Regions from separate parts of the Homo sapiens genome. Here regions 2, 3, 4, 5 and 6 are each linked to region 1. A link is a contact called in ENCODE Hi-C or POLR2A ChIA-PET data. All regions are on one chromosome and are shown on one strand. Each heading gives the region's core, a stretch centred on a gene start or an enhancer-like site at or near the end of the contact. The rest is flanking DNA. Distances are from core to core; before and after follow the strand shown.

Evidence for each region. Hi-C counts contacts between places; a loop is a spot of excess contacts on that map. ChIA-PET counts read pairs that join two places held with the same protein, here RNA polymerase II (POLR2A). Pooled maps may share reads with other maps.
Region 2: a map of PC-3 shows a loop between it and region 1 (3-fold over the local background). The contact joins the enhancer-like site here to the promoter of NFKBIZ in region 1. A Hi-C loop is called at or near these places in 7 of 168 maps with a recorded cell type or tissue (PC-3, endothelial cell of umbilical vein, left colon and 4 more) and 16 of 50 pooled maps. POLR2A ChIA-PET finds 5 or more read pairs at or near these places in 20 of 52 experiments (A549, AG04449, AG04450 and 14 more).
Region 3: a loop to region 1 is called in a map of GM12878, with 2.6 times the contacts of the local background. The contact joins the enhancer-like site here to the promoter of NFKBIZ in region 1. A Hi-C loop is called at or near these places in 5 of 168 maps with a recorded cell type or tissue (B cell, CD4-positive, alpha-beta memory T cell, GM12878 and 2 more), 28 of 37 single-sample maps with no recorded cell type and 15 of 50 pooled maps. POLR2A ChIA-PET finds 5 or more read pairs at or near these places in 17 of 52 experiments (A549, AG04450, B cell and 13 more).
Region 4: a map of GM12878 shows a loop between it and region 1 (2.8-fold over the local background). The contact joins the enhancer-like site here to the promoter of NFKBIZ in region 1. A Hi-C loop is called at or near these places in 3 of 168 maps with a recorded cell type or tissue (B cell, CD14-positive monocyte and GM12878), 21 of 37 single-sample maps with no recorded cell type and 10 of 50 pooled maps. POLR2A ChIA-PET finds 5 or more read pairs at or near these places in 7 of 52 experiments (GM10248, GM12878, activated B cell and 4 more).
Region 5: a map of endothelial cell of umbilical vein shows a loop between it and region 1 (2.9-fold over the local background). The contact joins the enhancer-like site here to the promoter of NFKBIZ in region 1. A Hi-C loop is called at or near these places in 3 of 168 maps with a recorded cell type or tissue (PC-3, endothelial cell of umbilical vein and mammary epithelial cell), 4 of 37 single-sample maps with no recorded cell type and 8 of 50 pooled maps. POLR2A ChIA-PET finds 5 or more read pairs at or near these places in 15 of 52 experiments (A549, AG04449, AG04450 and 12 more).
Region 6: a pooled map shows a loop between it and region 1 (3-fold over the local background). The contact joins the enhancer-like site here to the promoter of NFKBIZ in region 1. A Hi-C loop is called at or near these places in 2 of 37 single-sample maps with no recorded cell type and 7 of 50 pooled maps. POLR2A ChIA-PET finds 5 or more read pairs at or near these places in 2 of 52 experiments (GM10248 and WTC11).

The regions. Positions count from the first base shown.
Region 1 is chr3:101,847,140-101,851,899 of GRCh38, forward strand. It overlaps NFKBIZ (NFKB inhibitor zeta), which reads left to right and starts at 2,375. Exons shown (of 12, transcript NM_031419.4): 1 at 2,375-2,778. The coding sequence starts at 2,490. RefSeq lists enhancers at 1,434-2,271, 2,066-2,360 and silencers at 1,854-3,053, 2,102-2,273.
Region 2 is chr3:102,087,152-102,091,911 of GRCh38, forward strand. No RefSeq gene overlaps it. Among named protein-coding and RNA genes, the nearest start is that of RDUR, 150 kb to the left of the region's middle. Within about 2 kb of position 2,905, at least 5 of the 41 ENCODE cell types and tissues checked have a DNase peak (open chromatin) inside an H3K27ac peak, as active enhancers do; they include PC-3, where a contact is called at or near this core.
Region 3 is chr3:102,057,643-102,062,402 of GRCh38, forward strand. No RefSeq gene overlaps it. Among named protein-coding and RNA genes, the nearest start is that of RDUR, 120 kb to the left of the region's middle. Within about 2 kb of position 2,074, at least 3 of the 41 ENCODE cell types and tissues checked have a DNase peak (open chromatin) inside an H3K27ac peak, as active enhancers do; they include B cell and GM12878, where a contact is called at or near this core.
Region 4 is chr3:102,036,750-102,041,509 of GRCh38, forward strand. No RefSeq gene overlaps it. Among named protein-coding and RNA genes, the nearest start is that of RDUR, 98 kb to the left of the region's middle. Within about 2 kb of position 2,027, at least 4 of the 41 ENCODE cell types and tissues checked have a DNase peak (open chromatin) inside an H3K27ac peak, as active enhancers do; they include B cell, CD14-positive monocyte and GM12878, where a contact is called at or near this core.
Region 5 is chr3:102,004,959-102,009,718 of GRCh38, forward strand. No RefSeq gene overlaps it. Among named protein-coding and RNA genes, the nearest start is that of RDUR, 66 kb to the left of the region's middle. Within about 2 kb of position 2,358, at least 8 of the 41 ENCODE cell types and tissues checked have a DNase peak (open chromatin) inside an H3K27ac peak, as active enhancers do; they include PC-3, endothelial cell of umbilical vein and mammary epithelial cell, where a contact is called at or near this core.
Region 6 is chr3:101,698,404-101,703,163 of GRCh38, forward strand. LOC124906262 (endogenous retrovirus group K member 5 Gag polyprotein) reads left to right here. Exons shown (of 3, transcript XM_047449415.1): 3 at 1-4,760. Among named protein-coding and RNA genes, the nearest start is that of RPL24, 14 kb to the left of the region's middle. RefSeq lists enhancers at 1,096-1,855, 2,616-3,375, 3,376-4,134, 4,198-4,760. Within about 2 kb of position 2,861, at least 3 of the 41 ENCODE cell types and tissues checked have a DNase peak (open chromatin) inside an H3K27ac peak, as active enhancers do.

The sequences.
Region 1 (4,760 bases), core at 1,125-3,624:
TGCAAATATCTGCCAGAAACACTCTCACAGACATACCCCAAAATGATGTTGTACCAGCTGCCTGGGCATGCCTTAATCCAGTCGAATTGACACATCAAATTAACCATCACACTCAACATCTTATTTGGAGCATCTTTTAAATGATTTTGGTTTCCAAGGAATTGCAATTACTGAAGTCTTGTGTTTTCCACAGATAAACCAAGGGATTTGTTTTCTTTTTTATTTTTTAAAGTTATCAAAAAGTTGGAGGGAGAGGCAGCAAGAAGTTTTAGGGAAATACACTTGTGAGAAACAAGGAAATACAGTCATGCATTGCTTAACGATGCTACATTCTGAGAAATGTGTCGTTAAGTGATTTTGTCGTTGTTTGAACATTATGGAATGCACTTGCACAAACCTAGATAGTCTAGCCTGCTAGTCACCTAGGCTCTGTGGTATAGTCTATTGCTCCTGGTCTATAAACCTGCACAGCATGTTACTGTACTGAATACTGTAGGCAACTGTAACACAGAGGTATTTGTCTATCTAAACATATGGAAACATAGAAAAGAAACAGTAAAAATATGGTATTACAGTCTTACAGGACCACCATTGTACATGGAGTTCATTATTGACTTAAACATCATTTTGTGGGGTATGGCTGTATTTACTTTGGACCTACCCCCACCAGGGTCTTATGCCACCTACTAATACTGAGTAACAATCCAAACTCATCGTGTCCCCCCCTTCGTCCTAAAACCCAAACATTCTGCTCTGTGATCCCTTGTGATCTGGAGCTGGTGGCCCTGTTCACCTGGTCGTGGCTCCAAGCCATGGCCTGACTGGGGACCCTTTCATTTCTCCCCCCCTCCAAAAGAGCGAGACCTGTGGGTTCTGCCCTAGCAATGCTGCCCAGCTCTGCTTTCTGTCAATTTACTTTCTCCTTTCCCACTGTATCTGCCCCAGTGCCCAGTCATTTCTCTCCTGGGCTACTGCAGTGGATCCTAATGGCCTCTGGGCTCCTCATCTTCTCTCAACTGCTTGCAGATTAATTTTGCCTACCTAAAATTCATGTTTTCTCAATGTTTATTAAATAAAATTCCAGTGTCTCAGCTGCTGGAGGTGCTCCACCCAAAGGCACCAAGTTATCTTTTATATTTAATGCCATCTTCTCCTCTTGACAATCGTAAAAGGGGACTATACACTCTAATATGAACCCTCTCCTTAATTCTTTGCTCTTGTTCTTTCTGTAAATGCTGTGGGCCCCAATCCCACCCATCCTTTAGGACCTATCTTAAATGCCACCACCCCTGCAAAGATTTTCCTCCTGACCTCCTTTTTCCTCTACCAGACCTGTTGTTTCTCCTTTTAGGTGGCTCACTGAACTTTGTATCCCTCGTGTTATTTAATCATAATCGGTTTATTTAAACATAGCATGTGTGTACTTAACCTTATCATTCCCGCATTTTTTGCTAGTTGGACTTGAACAAATAGTTGTATAAATCCATTGGAAAAAAGTATTCAAGATAGGAAAGGCCAAAATTACTGTGTTAGTTTATCAGATAGTGTAAAGCTATGCAGAATTTTAAAAGTTATATCTACATATACTACAGCACCTACATGTTTGTGTATTATTTTGCTAAGATGGCTTTGTTCTAGTATTGAAGGATACAGAAGTGTGGCATTACTTTTTATTCATGGCTGCACCTAAAACATTATTTGCGTCCCAGCAGATAATTTGAGAACATAAAAATGCTCCAACATCTCTTTCAGTTCGGGATGTTGCCTAAAACCGTCGACAAACGCTATGTTTGAGAAGGGAGGCTACGCTGGGGCGCCGGAGGAGACAGGCCCTTAAGAACCTTCCAGAGATGCCTTAACTGGGCTAACAGCTCGCCGCGCCGGGGCAGGCAGAGGGGTGCGGGGCGCGCTCCTTCCAGGACTTGCCAGTCCCCAAGAACCAGGCCAACCGGTTCCCTCCACTGACTCCCGCCTCCCTCTGCAGGCCCAGCCCTGCGCCGCGCGCCCTCTCCCCGGGCGCCCAGGCCCGGCGGGGGCCTAGAGGGCAGGGATGGCCCGGGCGAGGGACGGGGTCCCGGAGGCGGGAGGCGGGAGGCGGGAGGCGGGAAGCGGGAGGCTGGAAGCCGCGCGCTGTCGGGGTTTCCCGGTGAAGGGCAGGCAAACAACCGGTCGGTCTGGGCGGAGCCGGGCGGGCGGGGCGAGGGCGGAGGGCGGAGGGCGCATTGCCTCATCCTGTACATTTTACTGGAAATCGGACGCATCCGGAGGAGGGGCTGGGAGGCGGCCCGGGCACCGCCAATGGCCGGGCCGGGCGCCGGGGAGGTCGGCGAGCGCTGCGGCCCGTTAAATACCCTGGCAGTCCCGCGCCGCGCCCGTACTGGCCCGCGCCGTCCGCCCGCCGACAGCTCCCTGAGCCAGCCCGGGAGGCAGCCGCGCGCAGCGAGCCGGTGGCGCAGGTGTCGGGGTCCTCGAGCGCCCAGCCTGGGAGCATGATTGTGGACAAGCTGCTGGACGACAGCCGCGGCGGAGAGGGGCTGCGGGACGCGGCGGGCGGCTGCGGCCTCATGACCAGCCCGCTCAACCTGAGCTACTTCTACGGCGCGTCGCCGCCCGCCGCCGCCCCGGGCGCCTGCGACGCCAGCTGCTCGGTCTTGGGCCCCTCGGCGCCCGGCTCGCCCGGCTCCGACTCCTCCGACTTCTCCTCTGCCTCGTCGGTGTCCTCCTGCGGCGCCGTGGAGTCCCGGTCGAGAGGCGGCGCCCGCGCCGAGCGCCAGCCAGGTACCCGCCGGCCCCGCACCGCTGCGTACTCGGGGCGCGCACGCCTAGGAGGTTGGGAGCGGGACTCCCCAGATGGAGGGTGGCCCCTGCGCCCTCCTTAGAGCTAGGACGTACGCACCTTAGCCATCAATTACCACTCCCCGCCTTGCCCGGGCCGGGCGCCTGCCTGACCTACACGCCCTTCGCCGGCCCGCGGAACCGGCTCCCTCCCGCGGGCCTCGGGGGGGCTTCAGAAACCGCTCGGCCGAGCTCTGACTGCCGGGCGAGTGACCAGGAGATCGCTCGCTCTCTAAGAAGCAGCTTTGTTGAGTCATAATTAATAAACTATGATGAGATTTGGGGTCTGATGTAGGTGTAATTTTCTTCTTGTGAATATTTTAGTGGAAAGCTGTAGCAGAGGATAAGGGTTTGGGAATAGCGTTAAAGGTCATGACTTATTTCTCAGTTTTTATGGAATTTTTCAGTAAAAAGACTTGACCGTCAAAGAAAAGGAAACTGCTGTTATCAAGGTGAAGCCGGGCTGAAAACCAACTCAAGTTATGCCTTTAGTTTGGCGAGTTTCGGAAGTCTGCCCGGAATTTTTGCGGTCTTGTTTTTGTTGTGTGTGCCTTAAAAAAAATGGATAAGCCATATCTAGCAGAGAAAGACGTAATGTTATCTTTCATGGGCTGCGAATTGGTTTCCTTTCTTAGTGAACCGAGTTGCATAATTTGGGGGAAAACAGGATGCCCCTGTGGGTAGGCTAGAAAAACGCCTCGATAATTGAACGTTGAGAGTAATTAGCATGATTTTAAAGAACGTCTCTTTCCGGTGTTTCCCACTCTTAGCCACTCCTGTTTTGGTTGTCATTTATTTTAAAAAGTGATATCTCATTTTCATTTTAAGTCATTTAAAATCATGCGAAAAGCGATTTAAACCACTGCGTAGCAGATCCAGAAAGAATATGTGTTTAGGACCTTTTCTTACCCACTTGGCCTTCATCTGGCTGAAACTGTTCTGCTGGTCCCTTGGTTTACCACACAGCCACAGGGGATTTCTGAAACTGCATTTTTTTCTTTCTGTGACGTTGGATTATGAACTGCTGTCATTCCAGAAAAATGCTGTGTTAGATTCTGGCAATTCTGGTATCTCTTGAAATCCCTAAACTTAAAAATAAAGCCAACTAATGTTTCACTTACCCTATCATTGAACTGTTTATCTCATGTATTTATGATAGATACAGATGTTCAAATTATGCGTTGTTTCTTGCCCCATCTTATTTTTGTACACTTGATGGAGCGGCTGAATTATTCATTTCCTGACTTTGTGAATTTGTGTTCAACACACATACTAAGAGGTTGTGACATAATAGTGATCAGAAGTGGAGTACTGTACTTGTATACCAAATGCTAAAGTGTATTTCAAAGTTTAAAAGTGAAACAAGCATATTTCCTTTTTACTTAGAAGACCTGTGTAAGTAATTCCAAAAACAGTCAATGAGGGGAAATCCTGTGTGCATATGTAGAAATGTGTTTAAGCTCAGTGAATTTAAGCAGCTTTTTTGGCACAGTTGAATTGAAGGAAATAATAAGACATAAATCTAAGACGTTGTTAATTGTCAGGTTTTCGTACATAGAGATCTTTGAAAGAAGTTGTTTTGTGCCTTCTTAGGTAAGCGGAATTGATAGACTTTAAAATTTCTATGTGAACATAAAACCATTGGTTTAAAAAGCTAAAAGTGCATCATTTATCACTTGCTCCCCAAAGTTTTTCCAAAGTCAAGAATAATTATAGAACTATGAGAGTCAGGATGGCAAAATCTGTCATCCATTCTCATGGGTGGTTAGGGCTGAGAAAAAAATGTGATCCACTCTCATGGGTGGTTAGAGCTGAGAGATAGAGAGGCTTAATTTGGGTTTACCTATTGGCTCTGAGGATCCTTGACCAAATTTTTATGAACTTTAATTTCTTAGGGTACCCAGTGGAGAAAGGTATCAGGCAAC
Region 2 (4,760 bases), core at 1,655-4,154, 240 kb after region 1:
CACCTACTATGTCCCCACAAAAATTAAAAAAGTTTTTAAAAAGGAAAACATGACAAAAAGGGTGTGCCATAGTTTACTTTGCTAATATATTATTACATCTTTCTAGGTCAATATATGTGTATCTCACTCATTTTTAAGTGGCTGCATAATTTTCTATATGACTGATATACCATAATTTATTCAAACGTTCACCTACCAGGAGCCTCATGACATGTCCAGTTGGGCCACCTCTGATGTCAGCCACACTTGAAGGGGACAGTTCCACGTGAATGTAGAATCAGCTTGTGCTGACAGCATCTTGACTCAAGTATGTGTCTTGAGTTGTTTTGCTTTTTTTCTCTAGAGTTTCTCTCTAATGGCTGTGCTCCCACCTCCTGACCGCCAGTGGGCAATTCTGTAAGTTATTCAGGAGGCAGAATCAAGTGCTGTTGCTTTCAGGAGTGATCAACTTCCATTTTTAATTGGGCTTTTCAATCTTCCCCGCCTCATTCTCCCTGGTCCCATGATCCCCTCTTGGAGTCACCTTCCAAATAAACTGGCTGTGCAGGAGTCTTTCTAATGACAGACATATGGATAATTTTTACTGTTTTTTTTTTTTTTTTTTGTGATGGGGTCTTGCTGTCACCCAGGCTGGAGTGCAATGGTGCAATCTCGGCTCACTGCAACCTCTGCCTCCTGAGTTCAAGCGATTCTCCTGCCTTAGCCTCTCAAGTAGCTGGGATTACAGGTAAGCACAACGAAGCCCGACTAATTTTTGTATTTTCAGTAGAGATGAGGGTTTTGCCATGTTGGCCAGGCTGGTCTTGAACTCCTGACTGTGGGCGATCCACCCACCTTGGTCTCCCAAAGTGCTGGGATTACAGGCATGAGCCACTGTGCCTGGCCGATTTTTACTGTTAATAAACAGAGATGCACTGAACTTCTTTTTTAAATATTATACATCAGTGCTTTTTTATTTTTAAGTATTAGATTATCAAATGAAATGTGTCATCAGATTACATTTCAAAAAGGCTATAGCAAATCACAGGCCAAGTGACAGTATGCAGGAATCCTTTTTATATACACACTACCCATCAAAGATTACTGTACAATTTTTGCCACTCTGATTTGAAAGTAGTGGTATGTCATATTGCTATATTTTCCTGTCAGATGTGATGCAAGGGGCATCTTTTCATGTTTTTGAAAATTTATTTATGTCAGCTCATGCAAAAAACCATCTGAGATTGATTAAAGACATAAATGAAAAAACATAGTGAAAATATTCAAAGAAATTTCAGAGAAAGTTTGTTTCACCATGTGTGAGGAAGACATTCTTAACTATAAATAAAGATGGATAAACTTGACTAGATTAAAATTTTGCTTTTTTTTTAAGTTCTGATTGAGCAAATGATACCATAAGCAAAGTTAAGACAAATGATGGACTGGCAAAAATATCTACAAAACATAAAATAGACATGATGAATTGATATAAAAATCAAGCTATCTTATAGAAAAGCAGGCAAAGGCCAAAAACAGAAGAAAATGTGTGGCATCTTCCTTCCTATTAGCAGTATAATTCTCCAGGTTATTTTTAGATGTACACACAAACAGAGGCCTGTAAGCTCAGGACCAATCTTTTCAAGAGAATTCGTTCAGACAGAGCTTACTTTGACTTGGGGACTACAGGTCAGCTGCTCTGGAATTCAGAGGCCACATCTCTGTAACACAATGGAAGTTACAAATAGTCTAATACATTTTGTCTACCTAGACCCAAGAATAATGTCCTTGTATTATGTGGGCTGGCATTCATACACCTAACTTCTCTTGGCCTGCATCATTTATCTGATTCTTCCCAATATATTGGATTAGGCAATTTCTAAACTTTATAAACCCTTTTATTGTGTGTGTAGTTCACCCCATCATATCAGCCACCAGGTAGAACCCCCAAGGTATCACAAGTCTGTGCAATTTATTTTGATATCTTAAAAGCATTAAAAAAATCTCATCTCACACAGAACATAAAACAGATATATTGCAATGCAGTGATGCCAGATGGGTTAACATTTATATTTCTTTTCTACTCAATGCTCCATGGTGAAAATAATAGTATTTCTTTATCCTTGTTTGTACTGTCTGAATGCCATAAATTACGGCTCTGCTCCAAAGCTGGTGCTTTATAAAGCCATAATCTGTTCACACACAAATAAAATGTCTTTCTGTATTTGGCCTTTGGACATAACTTCAGTGGGGGGAGAATTTATGAGCTATCAGATCCATGAGCTGCATCAGGTGTGCCAGAAGTTATGTTGATATGGCACATGAACTTAGATTCAAATCTAAGTTTAAGGTTTTAATGGGCCAGTTAAGTACAAACACTGGGGCCTGGTTTTCCTTCCCCATTGAACGAACCACTTTTTGCATAGGAATCTATTTATTTTAAATGTAAGTATAGAGAGGGAATAGCCTCAGAGGCAAGTGCTCACTGGGAGAGGAGAGAGGGGATCGATTCTTCTTTTGTAGTTGCTGCCGTTAAACTCCAGATGAAAAGATGCCTAGTGACATGAAGCTGTGAAAATGCCTTCAGACAATGTTTTAGAGCCTGAGATAAACAGTAATGGGACACAGCTAATTAGCTATTAAAACAATTGAATGGATTTCATTGAATTTTTACCAAATGGCAGAAACTGTTAGCTCTGAAGATTTTTTTCAGTAGCATAGGTTCAAACTTAAATGCATTAAAAACAGGTAATGCAGATTTAAAAAGACAAGTGATGCTCTCTTTACAGGATGTACTTTATGTTCAGGTCATGAGATTATATGAATTGTCCGTGGATAGTCTCATAACCCATAGTTTACAAGAATTTAGTGTATTGTGTAGTTAACGGCTGACTGCCTGTGCGGTCCAGTATTTTTATGGTCCTGAGAAAAGCATAGGTTTCTCTGTGAAGCAGTTGTGGAAAGGTTGTAAAGTGACCTCAACTGACTGCTGAGTCGTCTATTGACGTCAAGAACATTTTATAGTCTGGTGTTTGGTGTATTTTTAGACTCTAAAATCATGGCTGATATATTTAATAGCATCAGTCTTTGACTCATGGATTTATTGTTTAACTCTTACCATTTGCTTTTAACAGAGAAATAGCTATAGAATGACAAAACTCTTCCACTTTTTCAAGTGCATTTTTACCCATACAAGAGGCCATTAAGCATTCTGTTCACATGCTGTGAAAGTAAGGGGCTTTAGTACTTAATTTGGAGAGGAAATGTGATTGAGGACAAAGCGCAGGACCTGGACTCTTACTGTGCACGTGCAATTTGTTAGCTGTGTAACACTGAGGAAGAGACTTAGGATCTCTAGGCATCAATTTTCTCCTCTGTGAAATGGAGATAGTAATATCTGCATCATTTGGAATGCTATCTGTGTTAAGAAGCCTAGTCTCAGAAAACCCAGTTTCAAATGGGCTTAAGCAACGGGTAAGTTTATTATCTCATGTAATTAATTGGAAACCCAGAAATAGCGTGGGTTTCTGGTGCAGAACAATCAGTGGCTCAAATGTCATTGGTGACACAGGATATTTCCACGTCTTCCTTTGCCAGATATAGATGTCATCTCCAGCTGCTTCCCTTTGTAATTATAAGGTGGTTGCCAGTGACAATAGAGATGAATGCTTTCTAGTTCTGTCTAGCTGAAGACAGAAAGAAATTTCCAACCTTCCAGTCTGGAATATAAATCCTTCGCTTCATTGATTGGGTTAACTTAGGTCCTGTATTAACTCTTCATCCTACCCCAGACACAATCAGAGGAATTCATTGCTCCTATTGACTCATCATCTGAGAATGGAACACAGAAGTTCACAGTGTCCGTGGTGCTTTCCATAGCACTTTACAGAGTAGTTGTGAGGGCTAATTTAGACGCACAACATGTGGTACATACAGGGTATTCCGTTAATGGTAATTACTACCAATTCTATTATTATTACCACTCGGTGAGTGTTGGCTCACTCACTGGTGCATTGGGCTCCATAGTTTACCCTGTTTGACCTGAATATGGTGGTAAAGGCGACAAGCTCACAAATTTGCCTCCTATTTGAGTCACTGAATTTTGTACAGAGGAAACAATCTTTAAAAAGCCTATTTATGTCTTAGCTACAGTGCTAAGCCCCATAAGACGTCTTACACATTTTGCCCCTGTTTACAAGGAAACCCAAGCAAGAGGCCATGAACAAGTCAGGACAAACCCATCATCACTGTGGAAAAAAATTTAGGTAATTAATTTTTAAAAACTTTATAAGAAATACCACCAATTAAAGGACATAACTTTTAAAAAGTGAATTCTTAACTGATGTAAATGGGTAAATAAGTCAGTTTTGCATTTTAAGAACACATACTCCGGTGCCAACTAAGTAATGCTTCCTCCACGTGGAAGTACTACTAAACCATGTGCTTAGATTAGACTTAATGTTAAAAAGTTTTTTTTTTCCCCTCAAATCATTAGACTCTGAAAAAGCACAGAATTTCAAGTGTTGACCAAATTCTTCTAAACTCATATTTAAACTTGTTAGACCAAGCCAGGTATGTTTGAGCATGTAAACAATTCATATGAATCCCTTCTTTTTCTAAAGGGAGTGGTCTATATAATGAACAGGTCTAAGTGTCCAAATTGTTCTTGGAAAAAAACAGTGTACCAAGAGTCAGGAGTAGGGAACAGATGACACTGTTAAACAGGATAATTTGAAGATAAATTAATAAAGGGAGTACTAACAAAGTTGTGGGCAGGGGGGAGA
Region 3 (4,760 bases), core at 824-3,323, 210 kb after region 1:
CTACATCCTTTCCAACACTTGTTTTATTTATTTATTTATTTATTTATTTTTGATAGTAACCTTCCTAATGAATGTGCTAGAAGTGGTTTTGAGTCAAGAGAAACTCTGCCTAAAATATCAGATAGGTTTTTTTGTGTTTTGGACCTCTCTGCCTCAAGGGTTAAATATAATACAAGAGAGGCATTTATTATCCTTTGCTATTTTAATAAAAACATCAATGTTCATAGAGAAAGCACAGTTGATTAGAAAAAATAAGCTCAGATCTTTGTCCAAGTCAGCAATGCTTACTTGAAACCAGGAGGTTCCACCACAAAACCACAACCTATGAACTACCTTCCTCCTAAAGGCACCTTCCCTTAGGTGCAGTCACAGTATCTAAGAGGAACTAAGAAGGTGTTAGGGTGTTAACCTTAGAGATCTGACTTTATAAAGTATTAGCAATTGTCAAACTCCCCAACTACACTAAGAGTTTCTGGAGGACAGGGGTTGTTCCTGTAAATCTCTCCTGGCATTGTGCAGGGTTCAGAGAAACACATTCAATAAATACATGTTTGGTGCCTGCTATGTACAAGTCACTCATCCTGGGAGTCACTGGGGATATGGCAGTGAACAAAATAAACAAAAATCTCTGTTCTTAAGGACCTTAGAGTATAGTGGTAGAGACCTATTATAAATACAAGGTGTATATGAAATAGCTGATGAATACTATGAAAAAAAGCAGAAAAGAAGAGTAGTAAGTGGCAGGAGAGGGATGGTTGCAATTTCAAAAAGATTTAAGGAAGGCTCACTGAGTTGTGGCATTTGGCCAAAGACCCAAAGGAAGCAAGGGAGTGAGGCACACTGATGGCTTCTAGGGCAAAAGTGTTCTTGGTTGAGAGAACAGCAGTGCCAAAATCCTGAGGTGGGAGTGTGTCTGATGCATTGGAGAACAGAAAGAAGACAAGTGTGTTCAGTATAGAGTGGATGGGAGGGAGGAGAAAAGGTCAGGTACCTAACAGGGAGTCAGACTGCACAGGGTCTTTCAGCCATTGAAAGACCTTTGGTTTGGGAAGCCTTTAGGGAGGGGAGAGGGTAGAACAAAAGAAAGGCAGGATCTGGCCTACATTTATATGGGTCACTCTGGCCACTGTGTTGAGCATAGAGTTTGGGGGCAAAGTTCTGAAGGAAATCCTAAAAAGATATTTATTTGTTAATGGGAGTGGAGTTCATGATGTTTGGAGTTGAGAGTTGTATGAAGGGTGGGCAGGGTTGACAGCCTGCACAATATGGACTACACAGATTCCAAAGATGCCATGCCCATGGGCAAGCTGTTCATGGGTAACTCTGGTAATAAGGCCATGCTCTAGAAAGAGTACAACATGATGTCTGGTATGGGCTTGGGACCTGTGGGGCGGTACCTGCTGTCTGCTTTGGGGTTGAGGCAGTCAGTCCCTCAGAGGTCCTGTGCTACAGTTCGGATATTTGGCCCTCCAAGCTGCAGGTTGAAATCTGATCCCCAGTGTTGGAAGTGGGGCCTAATGAGACATGTTTGGGTCATGGAGGTGGATCCCTTACGAATGGTTTGGTGCTGTCCTCTCCGTAATGAGTGAGTTCCCTTCTCACTCTAGTAGTTCTCTGGAGAGCTGATTATTAAAAAGAGTCTGGCACCTCCTCTTCTCTCTCTCTTGCTTCCTCTTACCATGTATTCTGCCTGTGCCAGCTCCCTTTCCCTTTCTGCCATGAGTAGAGGCAGCTTGAGGCCCTCACCAGGTGCAGACGCTGGCTCCATGCTTCTTGTACAGTTTACAGAATTGTGAGCCAAGTAAACCGGTTTTCTTTATAAATTATCCAGCCTCAGGTATTCCTCTATAGCAAAACAAATGGACTAAGACCCCCCTGTGATTGGAGCAACTTGTTGAGGCTAGCTAGTAAAGGGGACAACTGCCCACGGAGGAGTTCTTTCTTCCTGAGTGAATGGGTCAGACTCGTTTTTAAAAAATTTCTGTGGTGCTCATGTCTGAGGGAATTTGAGCAAAATGTCATGGGCAGCAGACCACAGCTGGGTGGTTCCCACTAGAGAAATTCTACTTTATTCCTTCATTAGTACTAATGAAACTCACTCTGTGAAAGGAAATCACATGACGAGACCACAGCTGTTTCACCGAAAGTGCCACTAACTTGAGCTGTAAAGCTGTTCATAACCTTTAACCTGGAGCTGAGGCTTCAATAAAATAAGCCCCAAATAAACAACCAAAGAAGTAATTGCACAGACATGTTTCAAATTTAACACTGAGAATTTATAACCTAAAATGATCCAAGTGTTCAAGAAGAAAGTAATAGCTAAACAAATCACAAAAAAATATATATATAAAATAAGAAGATGGAATGCCACAGAGACATTAGAAATAAAATCTCTGGGGGTTCTTTTGGTGAAATGAAAAGTACCTAAGAGGGCCGGGCACGGTGACTCACGCCTGTAATCCCAGCACTTTGGGAGGCCGAGGCGAGTGGATCATGAGGTCAAGAGATCGAGACCATCCTGGCCAACACGGTGAAACCCGTCTCTACTAAAAATACAAAAATTAGCTGGACGTGGTGGCACATGCCTGTAGTCCCAGCTACTCAGGAGGCTGAGGCAGGAGAATCGCTTGAACTGGGAGGTGTAGGTTGCAGTGAGCGGAGATCACGCCACTGCACTCCACCCTGGTAACAGAGCCAGACTTCATCTCAAAAAAAAAAAAAAAAAAGTACATGAGATTATTTAGGTGAATAATGTAAAACAAAAAATTGAATGTTTGTATAATTATACCTATTATCTCAAATATGTGTACTCACTGGCAGATGGATTTAGAGAAATAGAGTTTATAAATGAATTTGGAGAAATAAAAATTGAGCTTAAACTCACGGGTTGTTTTATGTAAAGTGATTAGATTGTAAACATAAATATAAAAAATAAAGTCTTCAGAGGAGATGGGGGAGGTAGGCAGCTTCAGTGCAGAATAAGGCTGCTGACTCTCCGTCCTTATACACTACTTAGACTGTTAGTACTCTTCAGTAAAGTGTATTTATCTTTATTACTTTTCAAATAGAACAAGTTTACCTTTTATTATGAAAATAATGTATTATTATTATTTTAATTCAAAGAGTACAGGAACACTTAAAAGAGAAAGTACAACTAACCATGAATCTTACCATCTATGGTGATTCATATTTTAAATATCAGAAAAAAGGCACCTATGCCTCATCTTCCTCATTAATATGGCCTATTCACTATGTGCTGAGAAGACTAAGGAAGAAGCAGATAAGGCGAGAGCCCTTGATTATTAGCCTTGAAAGCCCACCAGAATAGGAGGGAATATTCCCAGGTTGCTGTGTACTTGGTCACTGATGACTCATCTCTGTCCCAAAGGCCATGTGCAGCTCTGTCAGCTCTATGAACAGCCCTACCACTGGATTTCAGAATGAAAGATTAGAAAGCCACCTTTGTGTGCCTTCTTTGTAAGCAAACTTATATATTTACATTGTGGAAAAGTGGTGCCAAGTTTAATGAGTTAAATTCCTCTGTTTAGTAAAGATAGTGACATATAAGAATATACTTTTTTTCCTCCAAGGGGCTCAATGAATGTGTAAAGTAAGTTTTTTGGGGGGCAGGGGATAATATTTAAAATATAGACCATCACAGCTGGTAGAATTTTACTTTCTCCTTTAAATATTACTGTACTGTTTGATTTTTTAAAAATGAGTGCATTATTTTTACAATGAAAGGTAAATTTGTCCTGTTTGAAAAAAATGCACCGAGTCAATATTTTTATTTTTCCTAAATTGACCCTTATAAATATTAATAGATCAGATCACATAAAATTAAAAATCTCTGTGACAACCTTCCCCAACCCAATAAACAATGTTTAAAGATTGATGACAAACTGGGACTATCAATTATTATTTAAAATACATAAAATAATTTATAAATCACAAAGAATATAATGAAAAAAGGTCCAGAGATATTAATAGACACAAAAATTTGAATTGGCCATAGACATGAAAAAAAGCAAAACTTATTTGTGGTTACATAAATGCAAATTAAAAGCAATTAGCTACTAGTTTTTATCTTTTAGAGTGGGAAATATTAATTACTCTTAGTCATTGTTGGCTATAAAGACTATAGGCGTTCTCATACATGTTTGTGAGAATTTCAATTGGTGCAACTTATTTAAAGGAAATATCTATTTAAGTTTTAAATGGGAATATCCTTTGACCCTCATATTGTACTTCTAAGGTATTTCCAACAATGTAACTGTAAAATTTTACACAGGTTTTATGATTAGATGGCTTATGGTAGAATTGCTTTGTTACATGGCCATTGAACATGGCATTGGGAGTTAGAAAATTGAATGCCTCTGGGGTCCAGATTTAAGGAAGACTAGAAAGTGGTGGGGCATTATGAGAACTTGAAGCCCACAGGCTGTGCTATCTCAGCTCAGTGTATTGCCCTACACCCTTCAGTTTTCAAGATAAGGCCTTTTACATAATCTTTCCACATTTAAAAATGTGGGCCCTTTAGTCTAAACTTTTAAAATACCATCTAGACCACCACAGTATCTAGATTTTGGCCAACTTTTTCAATCCTTGGTGTATATCTATCTTCTCATATATTTTTACTTCTAAAATGTGTGCAAAAATGGGCACAGAAGGGTGAAAATAACATATATATATAATGTTTAAAAAATAATAAAAGAAATTCCAGTCATGTTACTACTACTCACCTTGACAAATAGAACATT
Region 4 (4,760 bases), core at 777-3,276, 190 kb after region 1:
AGCTATGGAAGTTCTTGATAAATGGGTTAAGTAGCAAAGAGATAAGAATGAGCCCTGTGTCAAGCCACTGGGCAACTAACTCAGGTGGGCACAGATTCTGAGCCTGGGGAGTTTAGTCATTCAACTCTACGTTAAACCACTGAACGCCACTAGCATTTAGCCTCTACTTCTTCACTGGTATTCATGGAGATTATGAAAGATGAAATGTATTATAAACTCTAAATACACAATAGTTATGGAGTTCTGCTCTTATACTTAGTTGAATTCTCAAAAATGGAAATGAACTCAGCCTCATATAATGTGTTCTTAGTGCATCCACGATGTCTTCTAGTGACCTATCATTTCCCCTTCTTAAGTTCACAAGCTATCTGTTTATTAATGTCGTGGATAATATTTTATTTCTTTTTCTTTTTTTCTAGACACAAGGTCTCACTGTGTTGTTCAGGCTGGTCTTGAACTCCTGGACTCAACTGATCTGCCCACCATGGCCTCTCAAAGTGGTGGGATTACAGGCATGAGACATTGTGCTCAGCCTGCCTTTGATAATATTTTCATTATTTGAGTTTGTGAAATCTAACTTCATTCTTCTTTTGAAAACGGAGACCTTAATTTGCTTTTCGTCAGTTACCTGGCACAGCTAGCCTTCTCTGCATTTCTTTAAAGATTCTTGAGATTCTTTCCTGTCTCACTCTCTCAAAGAAAATAAGTATAAGTGAATTACCACTAAGTACAAAGAACATTAAATTTAAACTTGCATGTTTCTAATGGGAATTACCATTTCCAAAGCAATGAGTGTGTGTGACTGTGTGTTTATGTTCATGTCAACATAAATATGTGTTTATGTTGGAGAAAAGTTTACGGCAGAAGAAGGTACCAGTGGCTTACTTTTATTCTCCCATGGTGTCTGAGGACCAGGAAAGAGTTAGAGAAACAAGCCTCCATAAACGCAACATATGGAGTTAGAACCTCACTATGTTGAGCTTGCTTTTAACTTTATTTTCTACTTCTAGTTCTTATTGGCCAGAGTATAGGCTTTTAATGGGGAAGACTTATAGACCGAAAGAAATCAAGAATCTGCTGCCTTCATAGAACTCATTTCTACATTGCAAATCCTGAGTATGTTGACTTCAAGACCAATTAAAACAAAACCAAATTAAATAAACAAAAACAGCTCCAAACGCCAATGGTTATTTCAGACCACAGAGGGGTAAATAAAAGCTTGAATGCTTAAAACCATTGGTTTTGATAAAAGTTATTAGAATTGATGATGCCTCTGCCAAAAATTCACAGTGCCATTGGCTGATATGGCTTTCCCCCCAATTAAAGCTTTCATCTTTAAATGATCTGTGAATAGACAAGACCACATAGTTTATACTTGTTGAAAATGCTACCACATTCCCTTTTTTTTTGGACAAGGTCCTGCTCTGTGGCCCAGACTGGAGTGCAGTGGTATGACCATAGCTCACTGCAGCCTTGAACTCCTAGGCTCATGAGATTTCTTCATCGGCCTCCAGAGTAGCTAGGACTACAGGCCCAAACTAGCACACTGGGCTAATTTTTAAGTTTTTTTTTTTTCTAGAGAGAGTGTCTCACTATGGTGCCCAGACTGGTCTTAAACTCTTGGCCCCAAGATATCCTCACCTCAGCCCTCAGCCTCCCAAAGTGTTGGGATTACAGGCATGAACCACCATGCTTAGCCCCACATTTCTTTTTTCTTTCTTTGTTTCTTTTTTTTTTTTTTTTTTTAACCTTTGTAAGCTTGACATTGTAAAGATTCTTCTAAATTAAGCTATGAGGTTTGCTATTTTGGGCACCCTTCTCGGCAAGCCCATGCCTTGTGACATTACTTCTGCTTTGTTTACCAATAGTGTGTGTCAGGGCTGCTGGTTGTGGCAAACTCAGCCACAAGAGAAGAAGCTGAGAGAACTTTATCTCTCTCACTTGAAGGCACCAACATACTGGAAGGGGAATCTGGAAGATCCGGTGGTCATAAGACATATCATTTATGCATGGTAACTTCTCTCCTAATGAAGTTTAGCAACTAAGATTGTTTCTGGTTTCAGTCTGAAAGAAGGTTCCTATTCATGAAGTACTTCTTGTGTGAAACGGCACACAGTCATCATTTACTTCACAGCTGAACTTTGGTATGAGCTGCTTAACTGCTTTCTTTGACAATAGTTTTTAACCTATTTGCATATTTCCATCAGATTAATCTTTCCAAATCATGGTTCTGATTGTCAGGATAATGATGTATCTACAACTCCTGCCCAAGATAGAATTTCCTTCCTTCCTTCCTTCTTTCCTTCTTTCCTTCCTTCCTTCCTTCCTTCCTTCCTCCCTTCCTCCCTGTCTTTTCTTTCTTTCTTGGAGTCTTGCTTCTTTGCCTAGGCTGGAGTGCAGTGGTGTGATCTCAGCTCACTGCAACCTCTGCCTGCCAGGTTCAAGTGATTCTCCCACCTCAGCCTCTCAAGTAGCTGGGACTACAGGTGCATGCCACCATGCCTGGCTAATTTTTGTATTTTTAATAGAGATGGGGGTTTCACCATGTTGGCTAGATTGGTCCTGAACTCTTGACTTCAAGTGATCTGTCTGCCTTGGCCTCTCAAAGTGCTGAGATTATAGTCTTGAGCCACCACACCAGGCAGAATTTGCTTTCTATCTGGAAGAGTGAAGGAAAAAAAATCATATTTCTACTTTATCATCATTGAATATTTTCTTAATTGGAAAAAGCCTTACAGATAAATATTACTCCTTGGCAAAGAAAGCAATTGCCATTATAATACATCTTCGGGAGAGGGATATCCAAACTAATACTCAATTTACCAGGTAATCTCAAATTTTGTTCAGTTGACATTTGTTGAAATTATTTTACTATTGTCTACTTCATGTTTTCAGTCTGGCACAGAGGAATCACAGTATAAACACAATGTAGATTATATGTACAACTGAACAACAGATGTTAGGTAAACTTGTATTTTCAACATTCCATAAAGTTATCCTGAGATAACCATTTTTTAAAAATTAAAATTATTATAGTATGTAGTCTATTCACTTGTGACATAAAGAGCTAGTGCTCACCAAACATTGTATGTGTTTCCATTTATTTTCTAGCCTCTTTTGCCTTTCAGTTGGGGCCACATGCCTAGTTCTGGCCAGTGAATAATAAGTGGAAGAGGGGGCGGTTCCAAGATGGCCAAGTAGGAACAGTTCCAGTCTACAGCTCCCAGCACGAGCAATGCAGAAGACAGATGATTTCTGCATTTCCAACTGAGGTACCAGGTTCATCTCACTGGGGATTGTCAGACAGTGGGTGCAGGACAGTGGGTGCAGTGCACCAAGTGTGAGCCGAAGCAGTGTGAGGCATTGCCTCACCCGGGAAGCACAAGGGGTCAGGGAATTCCCTTTCCTAGCCAAGAAAAGGGGTGACAGACGGCACCTGGAAAATCAGGTCACTCCCACCCATATACTGCACTTTTCCGATGGTCTTAGCAAATGGCACACCAGGAGATTATATCCCGCACCTAGCTTGGAGGGTCCTATGGCCACGAAGCCTCGCTTGTTGCTAGCACAGCAGTCTGAGATCAAACTACAAGGCGGCAGTGAGGCTGGGGGAGGGGAACACGCCATTGCTGAGGCTTGAGCAGGTAAACAAAGTGGCCAGGAAGCTTGAACTGGGTGGAGCCCACCGCAGCTCAAGGAGGCCTGCTTGCCTCTGCAGACTCCACCTCTGGGGGCAGGGCATAGCCAAACAAAAGGCAGCAGAAACCTCTGCAGACTTAAATGTCCCTGTCTGACAGCTTGGAAGACAGTAGTGGTTCTCCCAGCATGCAGCTTGAGATCTGAGAATGGACAGACTGCCTCCTCAAGTGGGTCCCTGACTCCTGAGTAGCCTAACTGGGAGGCACTCCCCAGTAGGGGCAGACTGACACCTCACATGGCTGGGTACCTCTCTGAGACAAAACTTCCAGAGGAACGATCAGCCAGCAACATTTGCTGTTCACCAATATTCACTGATCTGCAGCCTCCACTGCTGATACCCAGGCAAACAGGGTCTGGAGTGGACCTCTAGCAAACTCCAATGGACCTGCAACTGAGGTTTCTGACTGTTAGAAGGAAAACTAACCAACAGAGAGGACATCCACACCAAAACCCCATCTGTACATCACCATCATCAAAGACCAAAGGTAGATAAAACCACAAAGATGGGGAAAAAACAGAGCAGAAAAACTGAAAATTGTAAAAATCAGAGCACCTCTCCTCCTCCAAAGGAACGCAGCTCCTCACCAGCAATGGAACAAAGCTGGATGGAGAGTGACTTTGACGAGTTGAGAGAAGAAGGCTTTAGATGATCAAACTACTCTGAGCTAAAGGAGGAAGTTCGAACTCATTGCAAAGAAGTTAAAAACCTTGAAAAAAAATTAGACGAATGGCTAACTAGAATAACCAATGCAGATAATTCCTTAAAGGTCCTGATGGAGCTGAAAACCATGGCACGAGAAATACATGATGAATGCACAAGCCTCAGTAGCCGATTCGATCAACTGGAAGAAAGGATATCAGTGATGGAAGATGAAATGAATGAAATGAAGCAAGAAGAGAAGTTTAGAGAAAAAAGAATAAAAAGAAATCAACAAAGCCTCCAAGAAATATGGGACTATGTGAAAAGAGCAAATCTACGTCAGATTGGTGTACGTGAAAGTGACAGGGAGAATGGAACAAAGTTGGAAAACAGTCTGCAGGATATTATCCAGGAGAACTTC
Region 5 (4,760 bases), core at 1,108-3,607, 160 kb after region 1:
TATACATGGTCACTAGATGCTTGCTTCTTATAAGTGTTTGGTTGGGAGTATTCAGTGGTAATATTTTGTGTACCTCTATTATTCGTGATAGTCCAGATCACGCTAGGGACTACCAATGCTATTTTTACTACTGGAAATAGAGTCACTCGTATCTTTAAAACTAGCCAGATTAGAGAGCCAATTTCAGAAACTCTAGAACCAATTCAGAAAATTCATCCTGCAGATTCTGTTCCTCTGGAACCACTTTCAGAACCAAAATCTGTTACTAGTCAGCATTCTGCAGAGAAGCTGAATTAATTATCTCTATCTATCTATTATCTATTTTCTATCTATCTATCTATCTATCTATCTATCTATCTATCTATCTATCATCTATCTATCTATCTACCTATCTAATCTATTTACCTATTTCCTAAAAGATTTATATTTATCTTAAGATATTGGTTATAAGGAATCAACTGACGATTTTGAAGACTGGCAAGTCCAAAATCTGCAGAGCTCATGTCTCAGTTAGAAGGCTGTCAGGCAGGAGAATTCTTTCTTGGAAGAGGTCAGTCTTTTTCTACTGAGGCTGTCAGCTGATTGGATGAGGCTCACTTACATTGTGGAGGATCATCTGCTTTACTTAATCTATTGATTTAAATATCAATCTCATCCCAAAACATCCTTATGAAAAGACTCAGAATGCTCTTTGACCAAATATCTGTGCATCCCATGGCCCAGTCAAGTTGACACATAAAATGATCATAGTGAGCTAGTCACATGGTAATTGCTATGTGACCACATATATGAGTTGGTGCAGTAGTGGTGGATGACAATGACATGCAGATCTAGGCTAGCTGCTCATGTGTCCTTTTTGAACTCTCTGGCTTTGTTCATGCTAAATCCCAGATGTGGCACTTGCACATTTTAATGGCCTGCTTCTGGTTCCATCTGACCTTATGATTTTGTGGATCTGACAGCTCATGATCAGTAGTTCTGGCCACTTGTCCACTTAATGTCCCACGAACAAGCTATTCATCTCTACTAGAGTTCAGTGGAACAGCAGAATCTGTCATTTGTAAGCTGAGTAATTCTCCACTGCAGGGAGCATAATCTTGCTCTCTCATTAGTGTTTGTCATAAACTTTGCACAACATCTTTCCCCACTAATGATGTCTCTAATGCAATAATGACTACTGGTTATATAATTTAAAAAGCAGGGCCACTTGTACCAGAATCTAGTCCTATTTCATAGCTTTTCTCTGCTCGAGGTCCTACTCAAAGCTGGAAGCCTTTCATGTATCCTAGTGAATGGGTAGAACCAATATCTTAGATATGCAATACACTATCTCCAGAACTTGAACAAGTCTATTAAGGGTTGTATTCCTTCTTGGTGGGAGGTGCAAAGTACAAGAATCTGTCCTCTACTTCGGAGGTAACATCATGGCATACTTCAGGCCACTAGCCCCCTAAAAAATTTATTGATGTGACAGGCCCCTGAATATTTGTAGGATTTATCCTCTACCCTCTGTTGCTCTGATGGATGCCTAGGTGATCCGGTAAATGTATATAGTCAATATCCACTGTTATCCATTCTAGGTAAATGTGAAGTGTTTGTGAACTTTTAATTTTGATAGAGTCGGAAAATAATGCATTTATTAGATATATTTTAGTAACATTTATGGAACATTCCTTCATTTTACTACTTGTCAAAAATGTTAATTCTTATATTCATAAGTCTTATTTGTAATTTCTATATTGGTCCACTCATCTTTTTGCTAAATTTAGGGCAGATATATACTTCTTGAATTCCTGTAACATTATTTTATGCTTTGATACCTGGTAAGGCATGTTTCCCCACACCATTTATATATTTCTTTCTAAAAAAGGTTTTTGGTTATTTTTGCAAATTTTTTATTCCACAAACACTTTGAGATTAGTTTGAAAAGTTCCAAAAAAGAAAGCTGTGGTGGAAATTTTGCTGGGATTAGACTAACTTTATAGATGATTTTACTGTTGAACAAATGACTCAAAGAATATGAATATATGAACATAAAAACTTAGAGGAAGTTTGAGTCATAGACACACTGATAATTTCTGATAGAAGTAAATAGACAAAACTCTATCTTTAAATAAATGTTCTAAAACTCAGCAGCCATATTTTTTTCCCTCTGATGGGGACAACCTTCTTCATGAGCTACAAAGGACATTTGCCCACAGTTTCTATTGAGGGGCTTTCTTAGCACTGTTTCTGGGTATTTTTTTCATTTTATAATTGTGTTTAACAGGTCATGTAGAGGATTCAGAAACAAAATATGTAATGGACACAGTAATGAGGCACTTAAATTCTCCCTCAGGAGTGAAGCTCTTACCAAGTTCTGGGAGTACTGCCAGCAAATAACCCTCAGCTTTCAGTCCACACTGCGGGAAATGCCTCAGCTGAAGTCACTTCTCTCAAGAGCAAGCTCCCTGCTCAAGGAAGCTGAAACCCAAACATAATGTTGAATAAAAACAATAAAAGCAGACATTTTTACCCTGTTCCCAATTTTAGGGAGAAAACATTTAATATTTTGCCATTAAGAAAACACAAGCTTTTTGTTTTCTTAATGCCTAATTATGCATTATGCCTAATAAAGGCATAGATGTCTTTATTAGATTGTAGAATGTCCATTCTATTCCTAGTTTGTGGAAAGGTTTTTTCCTTCTTTTCAATCATGAACAGATTTTTGTGTTTGGTTAATATTTTGCTTTTTCTTGATAATATAATTTTTCTCCTTTAATCTATAATTTAGTGCGATACATTGGACATTCTTTTTTTTTTTTGAGACAGAGTCTCACTCTGTCGCCCAGGCTGGAATGCAGTGGTGTGATCACTGCTCACTGCAACCTCCACCTCCCAGGTTCAAGCGATTCTCCTGCCTCAGCCTCCTGAGTAGCTGGGATTACAGGCGCATGCCATCACACCTGGCTAATTTTTGTATTTTTAGTAGAGACAGGGTTTCAAGACCAGGCTGGTCTTGAACCCCTGACCTCGTGATCCGCCTGCCTCAGCCTCCCAAAGTGCTGAGATTACAGCCGTGAGCCACCGTGCCCTGTCTGGACATTCTGATAATGTTAAGCCAAACTTGATTTTTTGGAATAAATCCTTTAATCATGATGCATTTTAAAAAATGTAATGCTTTAATTGATTTACTAATGTTTAAGTTTTTTAAAATCTAGATAAGTTAGCCAGTGTCTTTTTCCTCTTTAAAAAGTCTTTGTTGCTGGGAGGAGCCAAGATGGCTGAATAGGAACAGCTCTGGTCTACAGCTCCCAACGTGAGCGACACAGAAGACGGGTGATTTCTGCATTTCCAACTGAGGTGCCAGGTTCATCTCACTGGGGTGTGCCAGACAGTGGGTGCAGGACAGTGGGTGCAGCGCACTGTGCATGAGCTGAAGCAGGGTGAGGCATCGCCTCACCCAGAAAGCGCAAGGGGTCAGGGAATTCCCTTTCCTAGTCAAAGAAAGGGGTGACAGATGGCACCTGGAAAATCGGGTCACTCCCACCCTAATACTGCGCTTTCCCAATGGGCTTAAAAAACAGCACACCGGGAGATTATATCCCGCACATGGCTCAGAGGGTCCTCCGCCCACGGAGTCTCGCTCATTGCTAGCACAGCAGTCTGAGATCAAACTGCAAGGCAGCAGCGAGGCTGGGGCAGGGGCGCCTGCCATTGCCGAGACTTGATTAGGTAAACAAAGTGGCCTGGAAACTCGAACTGGGTGGAGCCCACCACAGCTCAAGAAGGTCTGCCTGCCTTTGTAGGCTCCACTTCTGGGGGCAGGGCACAGACAAACAAAAAGACAGCAGTAACCTCTGCAGACTTAAGTGTCCCTATCTGACAGCTTTGAAGAGAGTAGTGGTTCTCCCAGAACACAGCTTGAGATCTGAGAACGGGTAGACTGCCTCCTCAAGCAGGTCCCTGACCCCCAAGTAGCCTAACTGGGAGGCACCCCCCAGTAGGGGCGGACTGACACCTCACACGGCCAGGTACTCCTCTGAGACAAAACTTCCAGAGGAACGATCAGGCAGCAGCATTTGTGGTTCACCAATATCTGCTGTTCTGCAGCCACTGCTGCTGATACCCAGGCAAACAGGGTCTGGAGTGGACCTCTAGCAAACTCCAACAGACTTGCAGCTGAGGGTCCTGTCTGTTAGAAGGAAAACTAACAAACAGGAAGGACATCCACACCAAAAACCCTTCTGCACATCACCATTGTCAAAGACCAAAGGTAGATAAAACCACAAAGATGGGGAAAAAATAGAGCAGAAAAGCTGGAAACTCTAAAAATCAGAGTGCCTCTCCTCCTTCAAAGGAACGCAGCTCCTCACCAGCAATGGAACAAAGCTGGATGGAGAATGACTTTGACGAGTTGAGAGAAGACTTCAGACGATCAAACTACTACGAGCTACAGGAGGAAGTTTGAATCAATGGCAAAGAAATTAAAAACTTTAAAAAAAATAGATGAATGGATAACTAGAATAACCAATGCAGAGAAGTCCTTAAGGACCTGATGGAGCTGAAAACCAAGGCATGAGAGCTACGTGACAAATGCAGAAGCCTCAGTAGCTGATGCGATCAACTGGAAGAAAGGGTATCCGTGATGGAAGAGGAAATGAATGAAATGAAGCGAGAAGAGAAGTTTAGAGAAAAAAGAATAAAAAGAAACGAACAAAGCCTCCAAGAAATATGGGACTATGTGAAAAGACCAAATCTGTGTCTGATTGGTGTACCTG
Region 6 (4,760 bases), core at 1,611-4,110, 150 kb before region 1:
CACAGATGATCGCTGCCCTGCCAAACCTGAGGAAGAAGGGATGATGATAAATATTTCCATTGTGTATCGTTATCCTCCTATTTGCCTAGGGAGAGCACCAGGATGTTTAATGCCTGCAGTCCAAAATTGGTTGGTAGAAGTACCTACTGTCAGTCCTAACAGTAGATTCACTTATCACATGGTAAGCGGGATGTCACTCAGGCCACGGGTAAATTATTTACAAGACTTTTCTTATCAAAGATCATTAAAATTTAGACCTAAAGGGAAACCTTGCCCCAAGGAAATTCCCAAAGAATCAAAAAATACAGAAGTTTTAGTTTGGGAAGAATGTGTGGCCAATAGTGCGGTGATATTACAAAACAATGAATTCGGAACTATTATAGATTGGGCACCTCGAGGTCAATTCTACCACAATTGCTCAGGACAAACTCAGTCGTGTCCAAGTGCACAAGTGAGTCCAGCTGTTGATAGCGACTTAACAGAAAGTCTAGACAAACATAAGCATAAAAAATTACAGTCTTTCTACCCTTGGGAATGGGGAGAAAAAGGAATCTCTACCCCAAGACCAGAAATAATAAGTCCTGTTTCTGGTCCTGAACATCCAGAATTATGGAGGCTTTGGCCTGACACCACATTAGAATTTGGTCTGGAAATCAAACTTTAGAAACAAGAGATCGTAAGCCATTTTATACTATCGACCTAAATTCCAGTCTAACGGTTCCTTTACAAAGTTGCGTAAAGCCCTCTTATATGCTAGTTGTAGGAAATATAGTTATTAAACCAGACTCCCAAACTATAACCTGTGAAAATTGTAGATTGTTTACTTGCATTGATTCAACTTTTAATTGGCGGCACCGTATTCTGCTGGTGAGAGCAAGAGAGGGCGTGTGGATCTCTGTGTCCGTGGACTGACCGTGGGAGGCCTCGCCATCCATCCATATTTTGACTGAAGTATTAAAAGGCATTTTAAATAGATCCAAAAGATTCATTTTTACCTTAATTGCAGTGATTATGGGATTAATTGCAGTCACAGCTACGGCTGCTGTGGCAGGAGTTGCATTGCACTCTTCTGTTCAGTCGGTAAACTTTGTTAATGATTGGCAAAAGAATTCTACAAGATTGTGGAATTCACAATCTAGTATTGATCAAAAATTGGCAAATCAAATTAATGATCTTAGACAAACTGTCATTTGGATGGGAGACAGACTCATGAGCTTAGAACATTGTTTCCAGTTACAGTGTGACTGGAATACGTCAGATTTTTGTATTACACCCCAAATTTATAATGAGTCTGAGCATCACTGGGACATGGTTAGACGCCATCTACAGGGAAGAGAAGATAATCTCACTTTAGACATTTCCAAATTAAAATAACAAATTTTCGAAGCATCAAAAGCCCATTTAAATTTGATGCCAGGAACTGAGGCAATTGCAGGAGTTGCTGATGGCCTCGCAAATCTTAACCCTGTCACTTGGGTTAAGACCATCGGAAGTACTATGATTATAAATCTCATATTAATCCTTGTGTGCCTGTTTTGTCTGTTGTTAGTCTGCAGGTGTACCCAACAGCTCCGAAGAGACAGCGACCATCGAGAACGGGCCATGATGACGATGGCGGTTTTGTCGAAAAGAAAAGGGGGAAATGTGGGGAAAAGCAAGAGAGATCAGATTGTTACTGTGTCTGTGTAGAAAGAAGTAGACATAGGAGACTCCATTTTGTTCTGTACTAAGAAAAATTCTTCTGCCTTGAGATTCTGTTAATCTATGACCTTACCCCCAACCCCGTGCTCTCTGAAACAGGTGCTGTGTCAAACTCAGGGTTAAATGGATTAAGGGTTGTGCAAGATGTGCTTTGTTAAACAAATGCTTGAAGGCAGCATGCTCCTTAAGAGTCATCACCACTCCCTAATCTCAAGTACCCAGGGACACAAAAACTGCGGAAGGCCGCAGGGACCTCTGCCTAGGAAAGCCAGGTATTGTCCAAGGTTTCTCCCCATGTGATAGTCTGAAATATGGCCTCATGGGAAGGGAAAGACCTGACCGTCCCCCAGCCCGACACCCGTAAAGGGTCTGTGCTGAGGAGGATTAGTATAAGAGGAAGGCATTCCTCTTGCAGTTGAGACAAGAGGAAGGCATCTGTCTCCTGCCCGTCCCTGGGCAATGGAATGTCTCGGTATAAAACCCGATTGTACGTTCCATCTACTGAGATAGGAAGAAAACGCCTTAGGGCTGGAGGTGGGACATGCAGGCAGCAATACTGCTTTGTAAAGCATTGAGATGTTTATGTGTATGCATATCTAAAAGCACAGCACTTGATTCTTTACCTTGTCTATGATGCAAAGACCTTTGTTCACGTGTTTGTCTGCTGACCCTCTCCCCACTATTGTCTTGTGACCATGACACATCCCCCTCTCAGAGAAACACCCACGAATGATCAATAAATACTAAGGGAACTCAGAGACGGCGCGGATCCTCCATATGCTGAACGCTGGTTCCCTGGGTCCCCTTATTTCTTTCTCTATACTTTGTCTCTGTGTCTTTTTCTTTTCCAAGTCTCTCATTCCACCTTAAGAGAAACACTCACAGGTGTGGAGGGGCAACCCATCCCTTCAGAGGTGGGTGGATCACCTGAGGTCAGGAGTTCAAGACAAGCCTGGCCAACATGGTGAAACCCCATCTCTACTAAAAATACAAAATTAGCCAGGTGTGGTGGCAGGTGTCTGTAGTCCCAGCTACTTGGGAGGCTGACGAGAATCGCTTGAACCTGGGAGGGGGAGGTTTCAGTGAGCCGAGATTGCACCACTGCACTCCAGCCTGGGGGACAGAGTGAAACTCTGTCTCAAAAAAACAACAAAAAACCCCACCTATAGACAGGACTAGCTACATAAATAACTTGCAGGGCTCAGTGTAAAATGAAAGTGTGAGGTCCCTTTTTCAAAGACGTAGAAGGCCGGGTGCGGTGGCTCATGCCTGTAATCCCAGCACTTTGGGAGGCTGAGGCAGGCAGGTTATGAGGTCAGGAGTTCGAGACAGCCTGACCAATATGGTGAAACCCCATCTCTACTAAAAATACAAAAATTAGCTGGGTGTGGTAGCGGGCGCCTGTAGTCCCAGCTACTCAGGAGGCTGAGGCAGAAGAATTACTTGAACCCAGGAGACGGAGGTTGCAGTGAGCTGAGATCGTGCCACTGCACTCTCCAGCCTCCTCGGTGACAGAGCGAGACTCTGTCTCAAAAAAAAAAAAAAAAACAGAAAAAGGTGCTATTAAAGATACCAAAATATAAGGCACTTTCCTTTATTCTGCAATCTGTCTCTCCACTTTTCATAGTATTTTTTCATTTGTTATTTAACATCATGTTTTGTCAGGTGAGGACATTTACTCAGCCAGTGCAGCACTCACTGGTATCCAGGGGCCATAGGTGATTTGACGCACCCACATGGCCCACCAGCTGTTGAGTTCCACCTCCAGCCAGCCACTGGACCAACATGCAGTGCCCTGGCTGGGGGCAGGAAAGTCTAACAAACCATTTCATTCCACTGTCCTCCTGGCCAAACCCACAGAGGACAGGTAAACCCCCTTGTATGTGTTTTGTACTTGGATCTGGGGTGGGCATCAAGTCACTTGCAGAATGTATGATGGTGCTGCCAGCTTGGGGGAAGGAGGAGGGCAGCAGTAGTATTGGAGGGGAGGGGAAAGATAGGCCATTGTCAGGGAACTGCAGACTCAGCCCGTGGAGGCAGCTGGGGAAGCAGCAGAAAGCGGTACTGCACGTTAGCTGAGACACCAAGCCCTAGGCACATGCTCTATTATTCTCTTGTACTACTTCACTGATAAAACACAAAATTAAAGATAGAATTAGACTTTCAAGACAGCAACAGCAGAAAATTAAACCCCAAGTATGGGACCCTCCTTAGCACAGTGCCGTATGCAACTGCACTGGTCACACAACTTGAAGCTGGCTCTGCCTTTAGATTACAAGAAATTTGGGCAGGGTGTGGCAGTTCATGCCTGTAATCCCAGCACTTTGGGAGGACAAAGCCAGAGGATAGCTTGAGGCCAGGAATTTGAGACCAGACTGGTCAACCTAGAGAGACTCTGTTTCTACAAAATCTAAAAAAAAAATTAGCTGGGCATGGTGGTGCATGCCTGCAGTCTCAGCTACTTGGGAGGCTGAGGTGGGAGGATCGCTTGATCTCAGGAGTTTGAGGCTGCAGTGACACGTGATTGTACCACTGCACTCCAGCCTGGGTGACAGAGCAAGATCCTGTCTCAGAAAAAAAAAAGAAAAAATTTTAGTGACTTTGTTAACCAGTTACAATGTATGGATTTCATTTAAGCCCTGCTTAAATGGACCTGGGGTAATTAGAGTACTTATTGGATTTTTGTTATTAAGATTTACTGTTAATTTTTTAGGTTTTATGATTGTACTGTGGTTATTTTTTAGTTATTTTTTCAAAGTACATACTAAATATATTTACAGATGAAAGAACATGTCTGAGTCAGGCATGATGGCTCACGCTTGTAATGTCAGCACTTTGGGAGGCTGAGGTGGCTGGATCACTTCAGGTCAGGAGTCTGAGACCAGCCTGACCAACATGGTGAATCCCTGTCTCTACTAAAAAAATACAAAATCAGCCAGGTGTGATGGTGCATATCTGTAATCCCAGCTACTTGGGAGGCTGGGGCAGGAGAATTGCTTGAACCCAGGAAGTGGAAGTTGCAGTGAGCCGTGATCACGCCATTGTACTCCAGCCTGGGC